Regions from separate parts of the Homo sapiens genome. Here region 1 is linked to region 2. Evidence: chromatin loops called from intact Hi-C (ENCODE). Cell type or tissue: sigmoid colon. All regions are shown on one strand. Links, peaks and the distances in the headings refer to the core of each region. The heading gives the core; the rest is flanking DNA.

The links. Hi-C counts contacts between places; a loop is a spot of excess contacts. Peaks named below come from ENCODE experiments on the same cell type or tissue, not always from the same donor. Only the 100,000 strongest peaks of a DNase experiment are listed, where the experiment ranks them.
Region 1: a loop joins it to region 2, with 3 times the contacts of the local background. A loop is called at or near these places in 3 of 110 quality-filtered maps.

Annotation. Positions count from the first base shown.
Region 1 is chr17:31,564,345-31,575,796 of GRCh38, forward strand. MIR365BHG (MIR365B and MIR4725 host gene) reads left to right here and starts at 6,798. Exons shown (of 3, transcript NR_186556.1): 1 at 6,798-7,017; 2 at 7,741-7,830; 3 at 11,167-11,315. It overlaps MIR4725 (microRNA 4725), which reads left to right and starts at 10,925; the gene lies at 10,925-11,014. MIR365B (microRNA 365b) reads left to right here and starts at 11,067; the gene lies at 11,067-11,177. RefSeq lists enhancers at 3,555-4,055, 9,022-9,641. In sigmoid colon, for the core only: no CTCF peak of the experiment used is centred there; DNase peaks (open chromatin) are centred at 4,307, 6,897 and 7,387; H3K27ac peaks cover 1,175 bases.
Region 2 is chr17:31,783,476-31,794,927 of GRCh38, forward strand. No RefSeq gene overlaps it. Among named protein-coding and RNA genes, the nearest start is that of COPRS, 70 kb to the right of the region's middle. RefSeq lists an enhancer at 4,428-4,928. In sigmoid colon, for the core only: no CTCF peak of the experiment used is centred there; a DNase peak (open chromatin) is centred at 4,976.

The DNA.
Region 1 (11,452 bases), core at 2,073-10,072, 220 kb before region 2:
CCCCCAGGCTTCCAGGTGCAGCCTCCCAGGTCGGAAGCCAGCAAGCTGGGGCTGTAGAACAGGAGGTGGCTGGGCCTGGATTCGCTGGCACTGAGTCCTTAAAGGAACCCTGGGTAGCAGATGTGGCCGCCTTGTACATCTGCTCAGCAGTGCATCACTCCTAAAGGCCCAAAGACTCGTCCGGTCCTGACACTGAGCACGTTTCAGAAAAGGTCCCAGGAAAGACATTTGAATTGCCACAGCTGCTCAAGGCTTGCTCCCTCACTCATGCTGTGGGCAAACTAAACATCCTCTAGTGGGACCAGGCAAGCAGGGGACAAAATGGAATGGGGGTGCGGGGGAGGAGAAAATAATTTGATATTCCAAAAAATGCTGCAGAGTAATCATTTTGGGGGTGAAAATCAGAATTTCTTGGGACTTAGACTTTTTTATGGCTCAGTGGTGTTTTTCTTTAGAATTTTGGACTGGAGGTAGGGATAGACCATAATCTTTTCAGCACCCAAGAGCCTTCAGCAGGCCTCACTGGCTCTGGGCAGGGGGCAGGGCTTACAGGACCCAGAGCAGGTGACATCTTACCCACTGTGGATACTTCCTCCCTCCTCCCTTTGGCACGGTCTGAGGAATTTTGAAATCACCCCATAGCCAGACCCCTTGCATTTGCTGCCCAGGAGAACCGGGCAGGGAGGTGCCATGCGGAAAGTCCCGCTGCCTGATTTTCCTCTGAGCTCATCACTGCAGCCTGAGAGCCCCCTTCTCTGTCAAGTGGGTGACTGAACTGAATACACCAGACCCCCCTTGGCATTCTTCTAAGATCCTAAGGAGGAGGAGCTGAGGAAGGCACGGGGTGGAGCCTGGGGCTGTGGTTTGGAGGATGGGAGGGCTGGGGGAGGGATTCAGAGATTGCAGCTGGGAAATTTGGATCGGCCTATGAAGACTTTGTGGTTCATTCTCATGAAACTCGCTTCCTCTCACTGGATTTCTGCCCTGGGGGATGTGGGGTTCAAGTGAAAACACTGGCTTTTCCTTCTTGGTGACTGAGGCTTAAATTCTGGTCTCCCAAGCAAATATTTAAGAAATAACTCTCTTTTCCCTCCTTGTCCATTGTAAAACAAACCCTCTTTTTCGCCCATGTCTCCCACCCTCCTGAAAAGAATTCGGTTGTCTTGCTGCTTACTAGCTGGTAGCACCTGGCTTTCCAGCAGGCTGGTTGAAAACAGAAAATGCTTCTCTGCTTAAGACAGGGAAAGGGCGTGGGCTTTGGCATCAGAAACCTGGCTTTCCTGTAGACTAGCTGTGTCGGGCCTGGGGCGTCTTCCCAAGACTCAATTTCCCTGTCTGTGATAATACGTGCCTACTTCTCAGGGCATTATAAGGACTGAACAAGAATGTCTGTGTGAAACACCAGGCGCATGGTCGGGGGTGGTACATGGTAGTTCTTCCCGGGTGACACCATATTCATCCCAGGGTCCATGGGACAATGAGGTCAAAGAAGGACCAGCTGAGGCTGGTGTGCCTGCTTGCTGGCTTAGTATCTGGGGAGAAAACACTGGAAGAAAAGCAAATCCTTGCTGGTGGGGTGTGGGGGTGAGTTTGTGTGGGTCCTGCCTCTTCAGTGAGACATGTCTACCACTTGGGAGGGGCGTAGGGTGGAGGTGGGGGGCCAGGAGTCACAGCCTTTTCCGGGGGTTGGGTTCATGCGGCCGCCACTTAAGCCTATCTGAGGGGAGAGGTTAGTGGGAGAGTCAGGATGAGTTTCTGCTGAATTCCTTCTTGTCAAGCTTGCTTTTGTGGGCTTAACATGAGAAGGGTGGGGAGGGGGCCATATCTTAAAAAAGAGAAAGGCTGGGTTCAGTGGCTCGCGACTATAATCCCAACACATTAGGAGGCTGAAGTGGGAGGATCAGCTGAGGCCAGGAGTTCAGACCAGCCTGGCCAACATAACAAAATCTCATCTCTACAAAAATAAAAAATAAATTAGCTGGGTGTGGTGGCTTACACCTGTAGTTTCAGCTACTCTGGAGGCAGGGGCGAGACAGGATTGCTTGAGCCAGGAGTTTGAGGCTGTAGTGAGCTATGGTCACACCACTGTACTCCAGCCTGGGCAACATAGTAAGACCCTGCCTCTGAAAAAGTAAAAGGAAAAATTAGTCAGGCATGGTGGTGTGTGCCTGTAGTCCCAGCTACTCAGGAGGCTGAGGTGGGAAGATCGCTTGAGCCCAGGAGTTCAAGGTTACGATGAGCTGTGATTGACTGGGTCACTGCACTCCAGCCTGGGCAATAGAGGAAGACCCTGTCTCTCTTGAAAAGTGTCTTTGCTTTTGAAACTTCGAGGGCGATTAAACAGATACTGAAGTACAAGCAAAATGTTAGTCTTCAACTTGCCCAGCCAGACCACTGTGTATCTGGGAAAAGTCAACTAGACTGCTTGCTCCAGCTGGTTGGTCTGGTTGGTGTGGAGGGTGAACCCTCCTCTGGCCCGAGGCGTACACCCTCTCTCCTCCTTCTGTGTCTGGTGATGGCAAACGTTTATCTTTGCTCAGGCCTGGGTGCACGCTAACCTCGGCCAAATCTCTGAATGTTCAAACATCTGCCAAAATACCACATTTCGACAATGGGCCTTCTCTATAGAGATGAGGTTACGGGGGCAGTACTGGGATGCTGGAAAACCACTTAAACTAAACTGCGGGAAGGGGCAGGGTCCAGGATCCTGACTTTGAGTGTAAGGGGTGGGGAAGGAGCAGGGGGCAGCTCCTTGCCATACAGAGAGGCCTGAGGACCAGCTCCCTGCTTCCAGAGCCGGAGCGGGGAGGGGGCTGCTGCCAACCTATCTTGGCATTCTCCCTTTCGTCCTTGGGGTAGATTTCGTTGTAATTAGACAAGTTGTGACAAATAGCCCATTGGTCTTTGGGCTGGAGAATTGTGCCGAGTCCTGCCTGGAAACCCAGCCTTGTTCACTTGGGAGCCATAATTAGGCAAGAGAACAGTTCATGAGCCCTTTGATTCAATAAAGACCCTTTTATGATGTTGGTTTTTCCCAGAAAAATCATACCACTTTGCTCCATGTATTGCATTTAGATGTGTAATCATATTAGAGCTAAGCAGCCCAGGGGACTGAAGTTGTGTAGCTGGGGTTGTAGGGGCAGAAAGGTGCAATCCCTTTCCTCCCCGTAAGGGTCACGGCTGACATTTCTGTAACAAAGACAGGTTAACAGGAGAAAAGTTTGACAAATTTATTTAATCAGTGTTTTACATGACATGAGAGCCTTCAGAAGTAAGACCCAGAGAACCAGGGAAAACTATTTTTATGCTTAGATTGGAGGAAGAAGGGACAACCATCTAGGAATGTGATAGGACAAAAAGGGTACGACCTAATGTAATAGACAGAGGGGACCACCCAGCAAGGCCTGTCTATTCAGATGCTTTTTGGCCTCACTGTGCAGCATGTCTGGGGCGTATGGGGCAGGACCCCTTTGGGATGAGGGGTGAGAAGGGAGAGAGTGACCTTTGTAGATACTATGTCTTGCTTTGGGGGAGAGGAGTTCTACTTCCTATGACCCACCTTGGGGAAGAGGAATTCTGGTTTCTGTGCCTGGCTGCTGGGGAGAAAGAGGGGCAAGAGACAGAAGGGTGGAAGAAGGTCAGAGAGAACTTGCTTTCTCCTTTAGTTCAAAGTGCTCAGTGTACCAAAGCGCCAGGCTCTGGGGTATTGTGTTCTCAGCCCCATGGCGTAAAGCCTGTTACCCGGTCTTCAGAGAAAAACAGTGTCCTCAGAAAAAAAGAAAATGACAAGGAACACTTCTAAAGATTTTCTCTCTTGTCATCTAAAGAACATTTTCTCCCTTCAGAGTGAGAAGTGACCCAGGGGGAAAAACCAGAAAGTGAAACTAACTTGACAGGCCAGTGGCAGCGGCAGCCCCTGGTGCCTGCCCTCTGCAGTCCTGTGTCGGCCCAGGCCACGCGTGCCCAGCATGGTCGATATTTGTCAGACGGATAGCACGTGTCCAGCCAAGGGCCAGAGAAAATGCCCCCAGAGGATGCTTGCATCCTTTCCACAAAGAGTTGTGGTCAGCCCACTGGGGTCTCCACCGGGGTGGCAGGGCTGCAGATGCTGGTGTGTGCAGGTGGCAGTTCTCGGCCTCCTCCTCATTGCCTCCCTGTGAGGGGCAGTCAGCCCTGACTACATATAGCCCTGGAGCTTGCGGGCAGCTTTCAGCTCGTTGGGAAGGTGTGCTGGGCCTGCGACATTGACCGGACAGTTCTTCCAGGCATGAGAGGGATGCCCTGCCCAGGTCGCTGTCACAGGCACACCCCCTCCCACCAGCCACCCTCTTGCCTTCTTACCCCAAGACCATGTTGTCAGGCAGGCCAAAAGCATTTCCCAATCATGGAGTCAGATGTGTCCCAGAAATCTGCCCTGTGCCCAGGAGAGGTCGAAATCGCCAGTGGAATCAAGAACCTCTTTCCCAATTTGGGGTTTAGAAATCTCTGGCAATGAGGAAATTTCTGGTAGTCATTTGTAAGAGTTACTCTATTAAGAAATAGAGATAGAGGGTATGACATTTCAGAATGCTAAAATTTTGTTGCATTAGAAAGGGGGAAAATCCGTTTACTTCCCAAACATCTGGTGGGAGTTATCACCAAAATATATTTTCAGATATCCTCTAATGCAGAAAAACTGTATTTTATAGGACGTGGTTTATCTGTTTGTAGATAATGTGATTAAAATACTTCTGCAGTGTCGCTACTATCTTAAGGTGACTCTTTTTAACCTTCATACTGTAGGCTTTTTAAAAACACATAGAGATGGGGGTCTCACCGTGTTGCCCAGGCTGGTCTCGAACTCCTGGGCTCAAGCAATCCTTCCACCTGATCCTCCTAAAGTGCTAGGATTACAGGTGTGAGCCACCATGCATGGCCTACTTAGGCTTTTTGGAAGATACTTTACACTTTTTGGAAGAAGTGCTATTTCTTCTGGATACTTTACACTTTTTGGAAGAAGGGCTATTAAGTTATATATATGTATACATTGCTTCCCCCCCCGCCCCGCCAAAGGAGTATAATTAGAGCATCTGAAACCAGATTATCCAATTAGTACATTTTTCTAATTAGCTGTTAGGATTTCGTGATGAGATAAATTATTTTAGATTTCCAAGTGGAACTTTGGCCACAGGGAGGCTCTAAGGAAGTACACAGGGGAGAAAAATAATGGGTTTTTAAAGTTTTGACTCCACCCACTCACCTGCTCCCCCAAAAACCTAATGTGCCTGCCCATGAGGCAGCAACAGTGACCAGAAAACAGTTTCTTTTCCTTGTTCTGAGTAAATGGAGTTGGAAGAATTATTCATTTATATTGGCTTTTCTTTGTTCCTGGTAATGAAGCAGGCAGACAGGGGTTGGCTTTAAATGCTATTTTTTCTACATTTTCATCAGTCATATTAGTAGCTGTTCTTTGGCAGAAAAAAAAATCTGGTGATCAGGATTAATTCAGAACCTATTTACTGTGAGCCTTGTATGTGCTTTCTCTGTGCCAGGTGGCAATGAAGACCGTCTGTCAGGGGGATCGGGGGGATGTCCTGTCAAGACCCAGGGGATGAAGTCAGGACCCAGCTTTTGCATTTTGTAACTGTGGTTGATGCAGGCCCACCATCCTTTGTCCAAAATTCTGGATACGCAAGAAAACTGGATACTGAACGTTGTTTTTGCCGCTAATTGAATGGGAAGACCTGACCCAAACTGACAGACTATTGGAGTCCATATTTATCCTGGGGAGTGTGAATACTCATGGGTTTCCCTGCAGAGATATTAATGTTTGATTATGGGTGCTGCCTTGCTGGGGTGTTACATAATATGTGGCATAGGCACCACATTCCCTTTCTAAAACTTGAAAAGTTCTGGAACACATGGCCTGAAGGTTTGGAGTAAGAGACCCTGCCCTGGAGTAGCGTCCACTTAAGACTACAGCAGCCGTGTGCTCAGAGTCCCTGCTCTGCCAGGGCCCGTTTCCACTTCAGCCATAGGAGGAGCCTGAAGGCAGATTGAGAGTCCAGCTGACCAGTGGGTGAGATGCCCAAACAGCTGTACCGCCACCAGGGCAGGTGACTTGGCTGCCCCATGACCCTCAGAGGCCTTCCCTCACCAGGTGCCAAGCAAAGATTGTTCAGAAGCAGATTCTGTTCTGCTGTCATTGTGAATACATCAATGAATGAGTACATCTATGTTCTAATAAAACTTTATGAGGGCCAGGTGCGGTGGCTCACACCTGTAATTCCAGCACTTTGGGAGGCCGAGATGGGCAGATCACTGAAGGTCCAGAGTTTGAGACCAGCCTGGCCAACATGGTGAAACCCTGTCTTTATTAAAAATACAAAAAGTAGCTGGACATGATGGCGGGTGCCTGTAATCTCAGCTATTTGGGAGGCTGAGGCAGGAGAATCACTTGAACCCAGGAGGTGGAGGTTGCAGTGAGCTGAGTTTGTGCCGCCGCACTCCAGCCTGGGTGACAGAGTGAGACTCTGTCTCAAAAAAAAAAAAAAAACCCAAAAAACAAAACTTTATGAAAACAGATGGTGGGCTGGGATGGCCCTTTGGCCAGAGTTTGCTGATGCCTTGTCAAAACGATAAATGCATCCTTAAACATACTGTTTTCTTCCACAGACTTTAGCCCTGCCATCTGCCTGCCTGGTCTGCTTGTCTTGTTCCCCACCCCTGGCCAAGTGGAGTTGCCTTAAAGAGATAAAAGTTGTGCCTCTAGTGTCAGTACCCACCCCTTGCTTGGCTCCTCCAGATGGTCTGGAAACATAGATGGAAAGCAGGCGCTGCCCTCACCGACCTGGCCTCGGTAGCAGGAGTGTGTTTTTGTGTGGACAACTGCAGTTGGGCCCAGGTCCAGCCTTGCTGACGGCTACTCACTTGGGCCTCCACCCACTGATGAATTTTGGGGGCAGAGCCAAGCCCCAAGATATGTTGGCTGGCAGCCTGGGGCCAGGCAGGGCTGCTGTTGTGGGAGCCCAGTCCCAGGTGGGTTTGTGAGGTGTACGGGGAGTGAGGGGTTGAGAATGAGTGTTTTCAGAGCTGATGTGTTCTTAGCAAAAGAATTTCTGGCAGAGAGAGGTTGATTATCGTAAACCCAGCGGCTCTGATGGATGAGTTTCAGGTCTCCTGGCTTGTTCATTCCCAGCCTCGGAATGTCCAGCAAGGGCGGGGCCAGCCTGCGAGGCCAAGACCTCTTTTCACTGCATCAGAAGTTTAAATCCAGTTGAGCCCTCTGACTTGCACCTCTGTAGTGGTCTGGCCTGGGGAAGACTGGCTGGGGTGGACAGAAGGAGGGCGGGACCCTCAGAGCCCACTCTTCTAGTCTGTGTGCTGGAATCACCCCTGTCCTCCCCAACCTCCAACCCCGTCAAGCTGCACCAAGGATGTTTGGCCTCTGACTCAAAGAAGGCCTGGCCTTTCCAGGCTGCAGGGCCAGATCCTCTCAGCCAGCCCCTGCAGCAGGCCCCAGCATCCCAGAGAGGCAGCGGGTCCCTGTATGTGCTCAGCACCTTCTCTCTGTAGGCGGTTTCTCTCCCAAGACATTTGAGACTTTTGCCCTCTGCCTGGTCACCTTCTTTCCTAGCCAGGATAGGGCTGGTGGATGGTTTTGTTTTTTTTTTTCCTTAAAGCCAATTCCAAACAAGGGCTGATATTTAGTTGGCCTTTCTTTTTCTTCTCTCATGGTTTTGTGGGTTGCTGGCACTTTAGGGACTCTGTTCAGAGTGGAGCCTCCTTACTCTACAGCTCGCTGGTAAGCCCTGGTGGCCCATCAGCCCACAGAAGGGGGCACTCACTCAGGTGAGTATGAATATTCACACTCCCCAGGATAAATATAGACTCGAAATAATAGTTTCTAGTCAGTTTGGGTCAGATTTTCCCACTCAGTGACAAAAACAACTTTCATTATCCAGAGTTTTGTTTGAGTTGAGAATTTTGAATAAAGGGTGGTGGGTCTGCATCAACCACAGTTACAATATGCAAGAGCTGGGTCGTGACTTCATCCCTTTGGTCTTGGTGGGACATCACCCTGACCGGTCCCATTGCCACCTGGCACATGATGCACCTCAGTCGTCAGCGTGTGCCCAGCCCAGGGCCATGCAGAGTGAGCACTCAGGGAAGGCGCATGGAACTGGACTGGGTGGCTGGTGTGTTTGGTGATAGGTTAGCTCTGCTGTCAAAGCCAAGCCCAGGTGGGTCACTGTCACATACCCAGCACGGTGTGAGGAGCTCCTCCAGCCACTCTCAGGGGCAGCTCTCCTGACCCTGCCTCCTTGATTTTGGACCAGGCGCTTTTGTTTCTGGGCCAAGCACCTGCCTGTAGCAATGGGTGTGGGGACTTGGGTTTTGCTTTGCTAGTGGAGAATATGGCTGGGATCTGGGTTAGGGCAGAAAGCTCAGGTAGATGACAGGTGCCAGAGCAGTGGTTCAAACTTGGGAGAATCACAGCAGGAGCCTATTAACAATGCAGATTCCAGGGCCCCTTGATAGACCTGGGAAGGGGGGTGCAATCAGCATTGTTAATAAGTTTGTGTGATTGTGAGGCAGGTGGCCCCAGGATTGTGCTCTGGTTGGGTGGACCAATAGGTAAAGCACAGTGTGATGAGCTTTGGGATGATGGAATGGGGAGAAGGAAGGGGCTGTAACCCAGGGAGAGTCTGGGGTCAAGGAAGGTCACCCAGAAGAGGTGAGCTGAGTCTTGAAGAACAAAGCAGGAATGGTAATAATAGCTAATCTTGATTGAACGCTTTGTGCCAGGCACAGTTCTAAGCCTTTTCCATGAATGAACCCATTCAGTCCTCCAGACAACCCCTGAAATAGGTAGTAACCCCAGACTCACACAGGAACAGACAAAAGCACTCGGGGTTAAGTTGCTGGCCCGAGGCTAGTGAGTGGTGAGCTAGGTCTTGCCTGCTTATTGCACGGCACCACGTGGGGTAAGGTGTGCCAGGCAGCGGGAGCAGCTCAGCACAGTGATGCAGGTGTGCTGTTCAGTGGTTCAGATGATGCAGAACCTAGTGTGGGGGGACTGCTTCAGTTCTGCTTTGTTGGTGGAGAATATGTCTGTGATCTTGGTTAGGACAGAAAGCTCCGGGTGGATGACAGGTGCCAGAATGTCAGTTTGAGAGGGCTGAGGCTGGAGCTGGCAATCGGGATAGCAGGCACACTTCCTCACAGTCTGAACTGGAAGGAGCGTGGAGTGTTGGGGAGAAGATGCAGTGTCAGTGCCCAGGGTGCAGCGAGGCACGGGCTGGCACCCTGACCCAGCCCCCTTCCCAGAGGGGAAGAATTCGCTATGGCCCAGCCCCTGCCCTTGGGGTCTGAGGGGATCCACTTTTGTTAGGAGCCTGCTACACACTTTGCTTTCTTTCGATCCTTACATTGCCCTTCCAGGTGGGCTTATTATTCCTATTACAGATAAGAGAGCTGAGGCTGGGAAGCCGAGTAATTTACACAGGGTCAGGTCATACAGCAAGTTAGCAGGTAGTGGTGCCAGCAGCTGGCTGTCTTTTGTGGGGATGTGTTTTCACCACAGCGGTGGCAACCTGTGTCCTGACAGGCCAGGTTCCTGCATGGACAGTGGGGCCCCCAAAGAGCAGGTGCAGTGCCAGGCTGGACAGATTCCAGCTGTGCCGGGGCCTTGGGCAAAGTGGCCTGGCCTCAGGAGACACGTTTCCTGTTGCTGGGTGACATTCCACAGGTGGGAGGCACATGCAGGACCTCATTCCCTAGGGGCCTTCCTGGTCTGGGCCCTGATGCCCTGACGCTGGGGTTGACCCTCTACTGCCCTGGAGGCTCACCTGGGCCTCGGGACAGAAGGGATTGTCCCATTAAGGAGAATCCTCTACGAGTCTCTGATTCTGGAAGCTCTTGTTTTTTATCCTCCCATACAAAAAACAAATTGGCCACCAGTCTCTTCCCTTCTTTTTGGCCACTGTCTCACCATCTCCTTCACCCAACCTTGGTTTCTTTCAGCCTGTGCTTCCCAGCAGAGCCTGTGGGCTTGTTGATTTGAACCCAGAAACCACCTAGGACATTCCAGAGGTCTTCACACTTGTCTTTGTTGCCCATTGTAGGCCGTTTTCATAGAAGGGTATTGGGAGGACCTGCCTTCCCACTCAGGCCAATGTGAAGCTGTTGCTCTTTTGCTAAGGGCAGGGTGGGATATGGCCGAGAATTGGTGGGCGGGCCTGAGATCCATTCAGCAGCACCCCAGGGCGTGCTGTTTCTCACAGGTTGCAGCCTCTTCCAGCCCCTTTGCTTTCTGTGACAGAGCTGAAAGTCTCATTTCCTCTTTGGCTTTCCCTTTGAAATGGGAGAGAGGGTGGTGGGAGCTTAGCTCCTTCCAGGCCCATTTTACAGGCAGAGTAACCAAGGCCGCGACTGCTGGAGAGAAGCGGAACCGGAGTTCCCGTGCCCATTCCTGTTGGAATCTCCTGTCTGTGTGCCGTTCTTTAAGATGGGCTGGAGAGAGTCGGGGCAGCTCTTCTCCCGGGTTTTCAGGCCTGGGTTGCTCTTCTGGGCACTTCCTGGTGTTTTCTTCTCTTTGCCTGAATCAGGCCTGGCCTCAGGCCTGGTTACAAGAAGGTTGGAGGCTGGCTGTCTTGTGTTCATGTGTCACGCCAGGCCTGAGACCATCATTGTCTCTCTGAGATGGTCCACGCCCCTCCTGTGAACACAGGGGCTACAGACTATAGTATAGTTCTTGCCACGTTCCCGAGTTTTGGGGGCTGCTCTCCACATTGGGATTCCACCAGGATGCTGGTCTGCAGTTTCCTGCAGGCAGAAGGCGCTGGGTTCTGAGTTGGCTTTAGGTGGAACCCAGGTCATTCCTGGGTATGCCTTGGGAGGGCGGCGAGGCTGGCCGCAGCTGGGCCCGGCATCGGAGAAAATTGTGTCTCTCTGGAGACCCTGCAGCCTTCCCACCCACCAGGGAGCTTTCCATGGGCTGTGGGGAAGGCGTCAGTGTCGGGTGAGGGAACACCAGCTTCACCTCGGCTCATCTGGGCGTGGCAGACGACTGCTTCCTCACCTGGAGAGTGTTCAAGGACAGCAAGAAAAATGAGGGACTTTCAGGGGCAGCTGTGTTTTCTGACTCAGTCATAATGCCCCTAAAAATCCTTATTGTTCTTGCAGTGTGCATCGGGCAGCGGCCAGCAACCTGCCTCTCACCCACCTGGCCCTTCTGGGAGGACCGGGACTTCCTGGGGTCAGATTGGAATGTACGTCCAAAATAAGAGTGAATGGGGATTTGCTGATTATTAAAACAATTTTGTTTGCGTGCATTTTTAGCATCTTCTCTTCTGGTGGAGGATTGGAGTGGCTGAGGGTCGGGAGGGCTGGACATCAAGATATTCCTGTGCAGGTTGGAGCCCAGGAGGGTGCAGGAACTCCCTGGTTTGTGTGCAGTGAAGGCCTGGAA
Region 2 (11,452 bases), core at 1,948-9,947:
ACTAGAGAAGCAAGAGCAAACACATTCAAAAGCTAGCAGAAGGCAAGAAATAACTAAGATCAGAGCAGAACTGAAGGAAATAGAGACACAAAAAACCCTTCAAAAAATCAGTGAATCCAGGAGCTGGTTTTTCGAAAGGTCAACAAAATTGTTAGACTGCTAGCAAGACTAATAAAGAAGAAAAGAGAGAAGTATCAAATAGACGCAATAAAAAATGATAAAGGGGATATCACCACCGATCCCACAGAAATACAAACTACCATCAGAGAATACTATAAACACCTCTATGCAAATAAATTAGAAAATCTAGAAGAAATGGATAAATTCCTCGACACATAGACCCTTCCAAGACTAAACCAGGAAGAAGATGAATCTCTTAATAGACCAATAACAGGCTCTGAAATTAAAGCAATAATTAATAGGCTACCAACAAAAAAAAGTCCAGGACCAGATGGATTCACAGCCGTATTCTACCAAAGGTACAAGGAGGAGCTGGTACCATTCCTTCTGAAAATATTCCAATCAATAGAAAAAGAGGGAATCCTCCCTAACTCATTTTAAGAGGCCAGCATTATCCTGATACCAAAGCCTGGCAGAGACACAACAAAAAAAGAGAATTTTAGACCACTATCCCTGATGAACATCGATGCAAAAATCCTCAATAAAATACTGGCAAACCAAATCCAGCAGCACATCAAAAAGCTTATCCACCATGATCAAGTGGGCTTCATCCCTGGGATGCAAGGCTGGTTCAACATACACAAATCAATAAATGTAATCCAGCATATAAACAGAACCAAAGACAAAAACCACATGATTATCTCAGTAGATGCAGAAAAGGCCTTTGACAAAGTTCAACAACACTTCATGCTAAAAACTCTCAATAAATTAGGTATTGATGGGACGTATCTCAAAATAATAAGAGCTATCTATGACAAACCCACAGCCAATATCATACTGAATGGGCTAAAACTGGAAGCATTCCCTTTGAAAACTGGCACAAGACAGGGATGCCCTCTCTCACTTCTCCTATTCAACATAGTGTTGGAAGTTCTGGCCAGGGCAATCAGGCAGGAGAAGGAAATAAATTGTATTCAATTAGGAAAAGAGGAAGTTAAATTGCCCCTGTTTGCAGATGACATGATTGTATATCTGGAAAACCCCGTCGTCTCAGCCCCAAATCTCCTTAAGCTGATAAGCAACTTCAGCAAAGTCTCAGGATACAAAATCAACGTGCAAAAATCACAAGCATTCTTATACACCAATAACAGACAAACAGAGAGCCAAATCATGAGTGAACTCCCATTCACAATTGCTTCAAAGAGAATAAAATACCTAGGAATCCAACTTACAAGGGATGTGAAGGACCTCTTCAAGGAGAACTACAAACCACTGCTCAACGAAATAAAAGAGGATACAAACAAATGCAAGAACATTCCATGCTCATAGGTAGGAAGAATCAATATGGTGAAAATGACCATACTGCCCAAGGTAATTTATAGATTCAATGCCATCCCCATCAAGCTACCAATGACTTTCTTCACAGAATTGGAAAAAGCTACTTTAAAGTTCATATGGAACCAAAAAAGAGCCTGCATTGCCAAGTCAATCCTAAGCCAAAAGAACAAAGCTGGAGGCATCACGCTATCTGACTTCAAACTATACTACAAGGCTACAGTAACCAAAACAGCATGGTACTTGTACCAAAACAGAGATATAGACCAATGGAACAGAACAGAGCCCTCAGAAATAATTCCACATATCTACAACTATCTGATCTTTGACAAACCTGACAAAAACAAGAAATGGGGAAAGGATTCCCTATTTAATCAATGGTGCTGGGAAAACTGGCTAGCCATATGTAGAAAGCTGAAACTGGATCCCTTCCTTACATCTTATACAAAAATTAATTCAAGATAGATTAAAGACTTAAATGTTAGACCTAAAACCGTAAAAACCCTAGAAGAAAACCTAGGCAATACCATTCAGGACATAGGCATGTACAAGGACTTCATGTCTAAAACACCAAAAGCAATGGCAACAAAAGCCAAAATTGACACATGGGATCTAATTAAACTAAAGAGCTTCTGCACAGCAAAAGAAACTACCATCAGAGTGAACAGGCAACCTACAGAATGGGAGAAAATTTTTGCAATCTACTTATCTGACAAAGGGCTAATATCCAGAATCTACAATGAACTCAAACAAAGGTACAAGAAAAAAACAACCCATCACCAAGTGGGTGAAGGATATGAACAGACACTTCTCAAAAGAAGACATTTATGCAGCCAAAAGACACATGAAAATATGCTCATCATCACTGGCCATCAGAGAAATGCAAATCAAAACCACAATGAGATACCATCTCACACCACTTAGAATGGCGATCATTAAAAAGTCAGGAAACAACACGTGCTGGAGAGGATGTGGAGAAATAGGAACACTTTTACACGTTGGTGGGACTGTAAACTAGTTCAACCATTGTGGAAGACAGTGTGGCGACTCCTCAGGGATCTAGAACTAGAAATACCATTTGGCCCAGCCATCCCATTACTGGGCATATACCCAAAGGATTATAAACCATGCCGCTATAAAGACACATGCACACGTATGTTTATTGTGGCACTATTCACAATAGCAAAGACTTGGAACCAACCCAAATGTCCAACAATGATAGACTCGATTAAGAAAATGTGGCACATATACACCATGGAATACTATGCAGCCATAAAAAATGATGAGTTCATGTCCTTTGTAGGGACATGAATGAAGCTGGAAACCGTCATTCTCAGCAAACTGAGAAATGGACAAAAAACCAAACACCGCATATTCTCACTCATAGGTGGGAATTGAACAATGAGAACACATGGACACAGGAAGGGGAACATCACACACTGGGGCCTGTTGTGGGGTGGGGGGAGGGAGGAGGGATATCATTAGGAGATATACCTAATGTAAATGACGAGTTAATGGGTGCAGCACACCAACATGGCACATGTATACATATGTAACAAACCTGCACGTTGTGCACATGTACCCTGAAACTTAAAGTATAATTTAAAAAAAGGAAGTGAAGGACAATAAAAAAATAAAAAAATAATAATAAAAAAAGAAGTTGGGAAGAGGCAGGGACCCCTGACTGGTTTGGGAGACTCCAGGGCTTTGCCATCAGGGTTACAGCCTTCCACCAGGGTCAAGCTGTGGACACAATGATTGGTCTGTCCACAATACCTGAGTCTATGATCTGCCATCTGAACCCACTATACTATGAAATGGATTATTATTTCAAAGCATGAAGAAAATACAGGAGAGAAGTCATAGGGACCGAACATCCAATCCATTCCCCTGCCTCTAAGGAGGACTTCATCCAACCAACTCCAAGAAGCGCAAATCAATGGAGCAATGAAAATTGGACACAATTTTTAAACCATAAGCAGAGATCTCTTAAGACCCACCATGTCCTTTCAAATCCAAGTTCCCTTTTATTTCTTTCAGAGATGACTTGAGGCCTGTGTGACCCAATCACATCACTGGAAAACACCCTCATCTCCCCTGTGCTGCTCTGGAAGAGTCATCACCGGCCTGGACAGAGTCTCCACTGTGACATTTGGGAGTTTATTCTAGATATTTCTCATATTTGAAAATACAAAGCCCGTTGTTATCAAATTGGCCCAAGGCTTCCAAGACGAAGAAGCATTTAATCCTGGGGCTGCTTCTATAAATGTAACAATTATCCCAAGTCATGTAAGTGTCTTGGAGAAGTAATAGTAATAATGATGATGATGATGATGATGATGATGATGATGATGATGATGATGATAAGAGCCAATATTCATTGAGTGTGCCGGTCTCACAGTGTTTTACTTGTTTCAACTCCTTTGATCCTCCTAACTGCCTGGAGAGGCAAGAATTATTATCGCCCTCATTTTACCAAGATTGAAAGAGAAGCATCAAGAGATTTAGTAATTTCCCAAGGTACACACAATAGTAGGCAGAAGAGCCAGGATATGAAGCTACACAGTTTCAGGGTTTGAAGTCTTACGGAATTCAAGTTCAAATCCGGGTCTGCCACTTCACATACGCATGATCTAAAGAAAATGATTTCATGTCTTTGAGCTTCAGTTTCTCCCTAAAGAAAAAAAAAAGAAAAAAATCTCAGTTTATCCTAAAATGGGGGTGGCAATACCTACTTCTCTAGAAGTTGTTGAAAATTAAATAGAATACTCTGTAAATTTCTCAGCATGGGCCTGACACATAAAAGGGCATGGGTTCCCTTCCCTTCCCCTGTGTGGATGCAGGAAGTGAAGGCAGAGGCTGGGGAAGAGGGGGATTCTAAGGTCCTGGAACCCTAGAGAGGAAGCTTGCTGACTGCAGGAAATTTCAGACAAGGAGACAATTCTTGGGGTCTATTGAGATATGACAGGAACATTTCTAGAACAGGATCCCAGACGTCTCATACAATAGTAGTAAGAGGAATAGCCTAACCTTCATGCAGTTTACAGAGTACTTATATGTGCAGTAAGACTGTGATTGACACCATGGGTGCCTGAGGCAGGGCTCCTGTGTACAGTTGTGTAGGTTGCACACTGAAGCCGCCCAGATGGAGCCTACTTTTAGGGAGTGGTGGCATGGAGGGCTTGCCTGGTCACTTAAAGGAATCTTCGAGGGTCACAGGGGAATGAAACAGGGGGCTGAGCAAGTAGCAGTCAACATGCCCTTCCCAGTACAGGATAAGTGCTTGATAGATACTTGCTGAGTGATTAAATGATGGCTGGGGGAGTTGCCAGACTGGAGGCAGGGAATCGTGATTACAACAACTGAGGTGCAGGCTGGGCACTGGAATGCTTTCATCCTCTCCTTTTTGACTGCTGAGCACTTGCATCACTTCCAGTGTCTTGCTGTTGGAAACACTCAGCCTCACACGTTTTGCCCGGGCCTGTGCCTGGCTCCATCTGCCTCTGGCATTTCTCCCCACTTTCTGAGTCAGACTGGGGTGGGGAAAGGCTCCTTTAAAGGTGCCTAAGGAGAAGTGGCTGAGAAGCACTTCCTGGCACAGCCCTCGCCCTGGAATCAGAAAGGGCAGAGAAGACACAGCTCGTCTGCCCCAACTCCACCCCAGCTCAGGTCCAGGTTGCCTATGCATGTGAAACATCATCCTGCATGGAAAGCCACCTGATAAAAAGTGGTTCCAAGCAAAATTCATTTTTATTTGCCCACATCCACTTTAATACAAGTCATCACTCAGCATTCACACCCCACAGCCACCATCCATCTCGATGGATACCAGCTACCATCCTCCTAGAGCCACGGGCCAGAGCCAAAGCTCACTGCCCCAACATGCCCAAGTATCTCAATGTCACCTTTATGGCATTTAATCTATTTAACACTTATGAAGAACCAGAGGCTCCTAGGGCCTAATATTCAAACTAAATCTTGAACCCCAAATGAGAAAGAACCAGCCTCTCTGAACCCTGAAATGAAAATCTAAAGACAATTTTTTTCCTGAACCACGAACCAAAGCCAAATGTTCCCAAGAAATATCCAATGAACTATTTTGACCATGACTGTGAGCTTTGAAGTTAGTAAAACTGAGCCTCATTTCCCTATCTGTAGAATAAGGATAAAAGTGACCTCATAGAATGGTTTTGAAGGTTAAGATGAGCAACAGCTTATGGTCTCCAGATGGTCCCTGATACAGACTCAGCCCATCAGCATTCTTCTCCTAAAGCATTCCCCTTCTGTGTGGCAACCATTATTAGAGTGAGAGAAGGATGGCTTTGAATTTAAACACATCTCATGACCAGACACAGTGGCTCACGCCTGTAATCCCAACACTTTGAGAGGCCGAGGCGGGCAGATCACTTGAGTTCACAAGACCAGCTTGGGCAACATGGTAAAACCCCGTCGCTACTGAAAATACAAAAAATTAGCAGGCATGTTGGAGTAGGCCTGTAGTCCCAGCTACTAAGGAGGCCGAGGTAGGAGGATCACTTGAGCCGGGGAGGCAGAAGTTGCAGTGAGCTGAGATTATACCACTGCACTCCAGCCTGGGCAACAGAGCAAGACCCCATCTCAATAAATAAATAAACAAATAATAAATAAAAATACAAAAATTAGCTGGGTGTGGTGGTGCACACCTGTAATCCCAGCTACTTGGGAGGCTGAACCCACAGGCAGAGGTTGCAGTGAGCCCAGATCATGCCAATGCACTGCAGCCTGGGCAACAGAGTGAGACTCTGTCTCAAAAAATAAATAAGTAAATAAATAAAAATGAAAAGACACCTTGCTTCCTGGTTGCGTGACTCTTCCCTCCATTTGAACTCAGTTCTCACACATGGAAGGTGGGGTAATAAGAACCTTCACAGAGTCGTGTTCAGTACTTCCCTACCTTCATCAAGTAGCTTGCATTCCCCAGGGGCCATCTCCAATGTGCTCACAAACAAGCGGGGTAGTGTCTGGGTGGTGTTTGAAGGGATTTCCCCTCCTCTGGCTCCAGGGATTCCCCTGTGATGACACTGCACCTACAGAAATCCTGCCCCCTCCTCTGCCCACCTTACCAGTCTCTGACCAAGGGGGTCTGGTGGAGAGCACCACACCACTCCCCGCCTTTCTCTTATGGGGGTACCAACTCTACTCCGCTCATGCCCCCAACATCTTAAACAGTTTTAGAATTTGTCCTCACAGTTTTCACTCAAAATGAGACAAAGCCAAGGGACAAATCAGAGGGACAGTGGCCACACAGTACCCAGCATCACTCCTTGCTCCGCTTGCTAGGCCAAGCTGTCAAGGCTGGTTCCTGACACTTCCTTTAACGGGTTCACTGTGCAGAGATGCCCCACTAGTTCACCAGATGTGCTTGAACCCAACTCAGTGCGAGATGGGACCAGTGCTGTAACTCGTTACTTCCACCATCGTCAGTGAAACTTCCAAAGTCAGTGAACCGCAACACAGTAGGAAGACCTAAATGTTCCCTGAGCCGAACTTGAGCTGGTCTCTAGATGAGTGTGACATCTTCTTAGATGGAAGAAGGAAACTTAAAGTGTTTTAAAACAAATTTTATGTGTAAAAGTCATCAAAATTATAATACAATTAGAATATGAACATCTTAATAGAGATTTCATGATATTAGAGAATATGTTCATTTTTTGTAGGTGTGAAAATGGTATTGTGGTTTTGTTTGGTTTTGTTTGTTTCTTTGAGACAAGGTCTCACTCTGTTGTCCAGGCTGCACTCCAGCGCGATCATAGCTCACTGAAGCCTCAACCTCCCGAGCGCACGCAATCCTCCCTCCTCAGCCTCCTGAATAGTTAGGACTACAAGTGTGCGCCACCATGCCTGATTAGTTTTGTTCTTGTTTTTTGTAGAGACAGGGTCTTGCTATGTTGCCCATACTGGTCTCAAACTCCTGCCTCAGGTAGTCCTCCCACCTCTGCCTTCCCAAGTGTTGGAATTATAAGCATGAGCCACTGCACCTGGCCTATAATAAAAAGTTTTTATACCAGTTCTTTTAAGGTATCCACTAGATCTCAACTTCTGAAACCAGCCCTAAAACTGGACCTTTGAACTATACTGAGGCTAGCTCTTCTGTCAAAACTACTTGCCTGGCAGGCAAAAAAAAAAAACCATGCTATTCCCCCTCTCTACTCAAGAACCTTCCATGGCTCCCCATTGCCTTCACAATACAATATTTTTTGCCTCTCCTTTAAGACCTGCCACATTCCATCCCAGTGTAGCTTTCCACTGTTCTCTGCCTAGCCCCACTGAGAATGCCAAGCCAACGCAATATCAGACAGCATATGCCCCTCTGAAAAGGCCTGCATTTTCCCGTCTCTGATTCTGAGCCTTTGATCACCCTGTTCCTACCATCTAGAATTCTTTCCCTATTTTTTTTTTATTTATTTTTATTTTTAGACAGAGTCTTGCTCTATTGCCCAAGCTGGAGTGCAGTGGGAGTGATCTCGGCTCACTGCAACGTCCGCTTCCTGGGTTCAAGTGATTCTCCTGCCCAGCCTCCCAAGTAGCTGGGACTACAAGTGTATGCCACCATGCTTGGCTAATTTTTGTATTTTTAGTAGAGACCAGGTTTCGTCATCTTGGCCAGGCTGATCTCAAACTCCTGGCCTCAAGTGATCCACCCGCTTCAGCCTCTCAAAGTGTTGGGATTACAGGCGTGAGCCACTGTGCCCAGCCAAACTTTCTTAAATAATTCTTATATAGAAAAATGAAATAGAAGGACTTTCACTTCCAATCAAGGTGAAATAATAGAGACCAGATTTATACTCCTGACTGAAGCAACCAAAAAACAGACAAAATATATGAAACAAGAGTTTTCAGGGCATTGGACATGGTTAACAAAGGACAGTGATTCCTGAGTAGGGGGAAACAGACCAGGCAAGCCCCCCAGTTGTCCAGTTACAGCTCGGGTTTTCAGGCCACAACGCAGCAAAGGAAAGGCAGCTGGATCTCACAGGACAGAGTACCAGAGAGGAGAGAACTGTGCAGAGAGAGCTCCAGAAATGCTCAGTCTCTTGACTCTGTCCACTTCTCTCCATCCCCACTGTCACTACCTGATCCCAGACCACCATCATCTCTCATGAGGATGCCTGCAGCATCCCTTCCATCTAGTCACACTGCACAGATAAACTCATCCCTGAAGGCACTGCTCTACTTCCGGGAGCTCCCCATTGTCATCGGGATAAAGTACAGACTCCCCACTTCGGCTTTTAAGGCCTTTTATGATCTGGCCCTGCCTGTTTTTTCCAGTTCTCTTTTATCCCTCCCCAACGTCACATTTCACATAGAGTCAATACTTGCTATTTCTGAGTTCTCCATACTCACTCTTGCCTCTAGGCTTTTGCACATGTAGTTTCCTCTACTTATGTTTCCATCTCTTTCCTCCACTCCTTTGTGGTATCTCCTTGCGGCCACTTCCTCTGAGAGGAAGTCTCCCTAACCCCACAAGACTGCACCAGATACCCCTCCTGGGGGCTCCCGTAACTCTGTGTCCCTCCTTCTAACACTGCCTGAGAAATGTATGTCTATCCATCTTCTGCCATAGGCAGTGAGCTCCCTGAGAGCAAGGACTTGATGATATTCCCTGCTGGGTTCCCAGCACCTAGCACATAGTAAGCACTCAATAAACACTTATCAAATTATCGACTGCCTCGATGGTCACATGCTATCTTACAGCAGTCAGCACATGATCCGTCTGCCTCCAAAACCCATGTCCTTTTATTCCTCTGGAACACACAGGAGGGGCTGGGGAGAAGGCTATGGACTGACAGTCTTTGGAAGTTTACCTTCAAGCCTACCCTAATTGTGTGTGTGTGTGTGTGTGCACATTTAGGCAACCTCTACTTCCATTCCCCTAATGCATGGTTTCCAACCATGGCTGCTCTTTGGAATCATCCGGGAAGCTTTAAAAAACACTGATGCCTGGGTCTCACCCCCAGAGGTCCTTATTGGATGGTCTGGACTGTGGCCTGGGCCCCCCCACCAGGTGCTTCTACTCATCCGGCAAGGCTGAGAAACGCTGCCTTGAGAGTTATGATCCCTTTTCAGCATGGCTCCTATTCACCCTTCAAGACCCAGGACAAATGTCACTCCTTGGAGAAGACTTCCCAAGACACTCACGCACATCCCAGAATTAATTCCTCACTTCTCTGTTCTCCTTTAGTGTTTTAGGCGTATCTCTAGAATGGCAGCTTTTACACTTTAACACCTGGTGCAGTGTCCAGAACATAGAAGGCACTGACAGAGATTTGTTGAATGAACAAACACACGAATGAGCGGATTCCTAAATCTGACATTCCGGCTGTGGTCCCAAAGCCCACACAGAGGCTGGACATCAGCATGCAGTAAGTGACAGTCCCGCAGAAGGAGGGAGGGAGACTGATGTTCCCTCTAAACCAGCTGGAAGGATGCTGCACTCAGAGGAAGAACAGCCAGACACAAGGTAATTGTCGCTCCCCCAGAAATTATGGTAACAAAGTCAAAGAGATGCATGATCATTAAACAAAGTTTTCTCCTTGGCATTTTTACCAATTGACTGATGGATCAGTTACAAAAACACTGAATACATAATGAAATGATGGCCTGGAGAGGGCCTCTGGTGGGGAGGCCTCTTGTAGCCATTTTTAAGAGCAGAAGTGCAGGTTTATTGAATCTGGCGGTTGTGCTAAATTCTGACTCTTAAAACCAAGGCTGTTAAAAAGGCTGTCCCCCACATGCACACGTATGTTTATTGCGGCATTATTCACAATAGCAAAGACTCGGAACCAACCCAAATGTCCAACAATGATAGACTGGATTAAGAAAATTTGGCACATATACACCATGGAATACTATGCAGCCATAAAAAAGGATGAGTTCATGTCCTTTGTAGCGACATGGATGAAATTGGAAATCATCATTCTCAGTAAACTATCGCAAGAACAAAAACCAAACACCGCATATTCTCACTCATAGGTGGGAATTGAACAATGAGATCACATGGACACAGGAAGGGGAATATCACACTCTGGGGACTGTGGTGGGGTGGGGGGAGGGGGGAGGGATAGCATCGGGAGATATACCTAATGCTAGATGACGAGTTAGTGGGTGCAGCGCACCAGCATGGCACATGTATACATATGTAACTAACCTGCACAATGTGCACATGTACCCTAAAACTTAAAGTATAATAATAAAAAAAAAATAGTTACAGCTTAAAAAAAAAAAAAAAAAAAAAAAAGGCTGTCCCCGCCTGTCATCAGAGGTTTACAAACGCTTCAACTGCGGCTGCTTCTGCACCATCCAACTTACCTTCCACATGCACCCATGCTCCGAGGACCTCACCCTGGCCACCTGTCAGAGACACCCAGGAAGCTTTTCAAAGAGAATAAGGCTGGGCCTCTCCACTCTGCCCTCCCACCCCCGCCAGGTAGGTTCTAATTTAATTGGTCTAGGTGGAGCCTTGGGTATTGGGAGTTTAAAAGCACTCCCAGGTGGCTCTAATGTACAGCTAGCTGTGAGGAACACTGATCCACAGCACATGACTTGAGGGGTGCTGGGGATCCACCTGGGCTACAATGCCCACCAGCCTGCCAGAAGGGCCAAAGTCCTAGGCGCTTGCAGTAGTCCTCAGCCCTGAGCACATACCAGAATTATCTGGGGAGCTTGCGAGGAAAACAGATACTGGGACCCCACCTCAGGCCATTTTACAGCTCCTCAGGACCCTAATGAGCAGCCAGGCTTGAAACCCACTGGGCTGAAGCAATGCGCCCCCCAACCAGTGTGATGGAGAGCCCATTAAACACAACGCCTCCTGCTCTGAAGACTCGGCAATAGGTTTGAGTGGATTTCAGGACCTTTATTTTTTTTTAGTGATGGGGTCTTGCTATGTTACCCAGGCTGGCGTGCAGTGGCATAATCACAGTTCACCGCAGCCTTGAACTCCTAGGTTCAAACGATC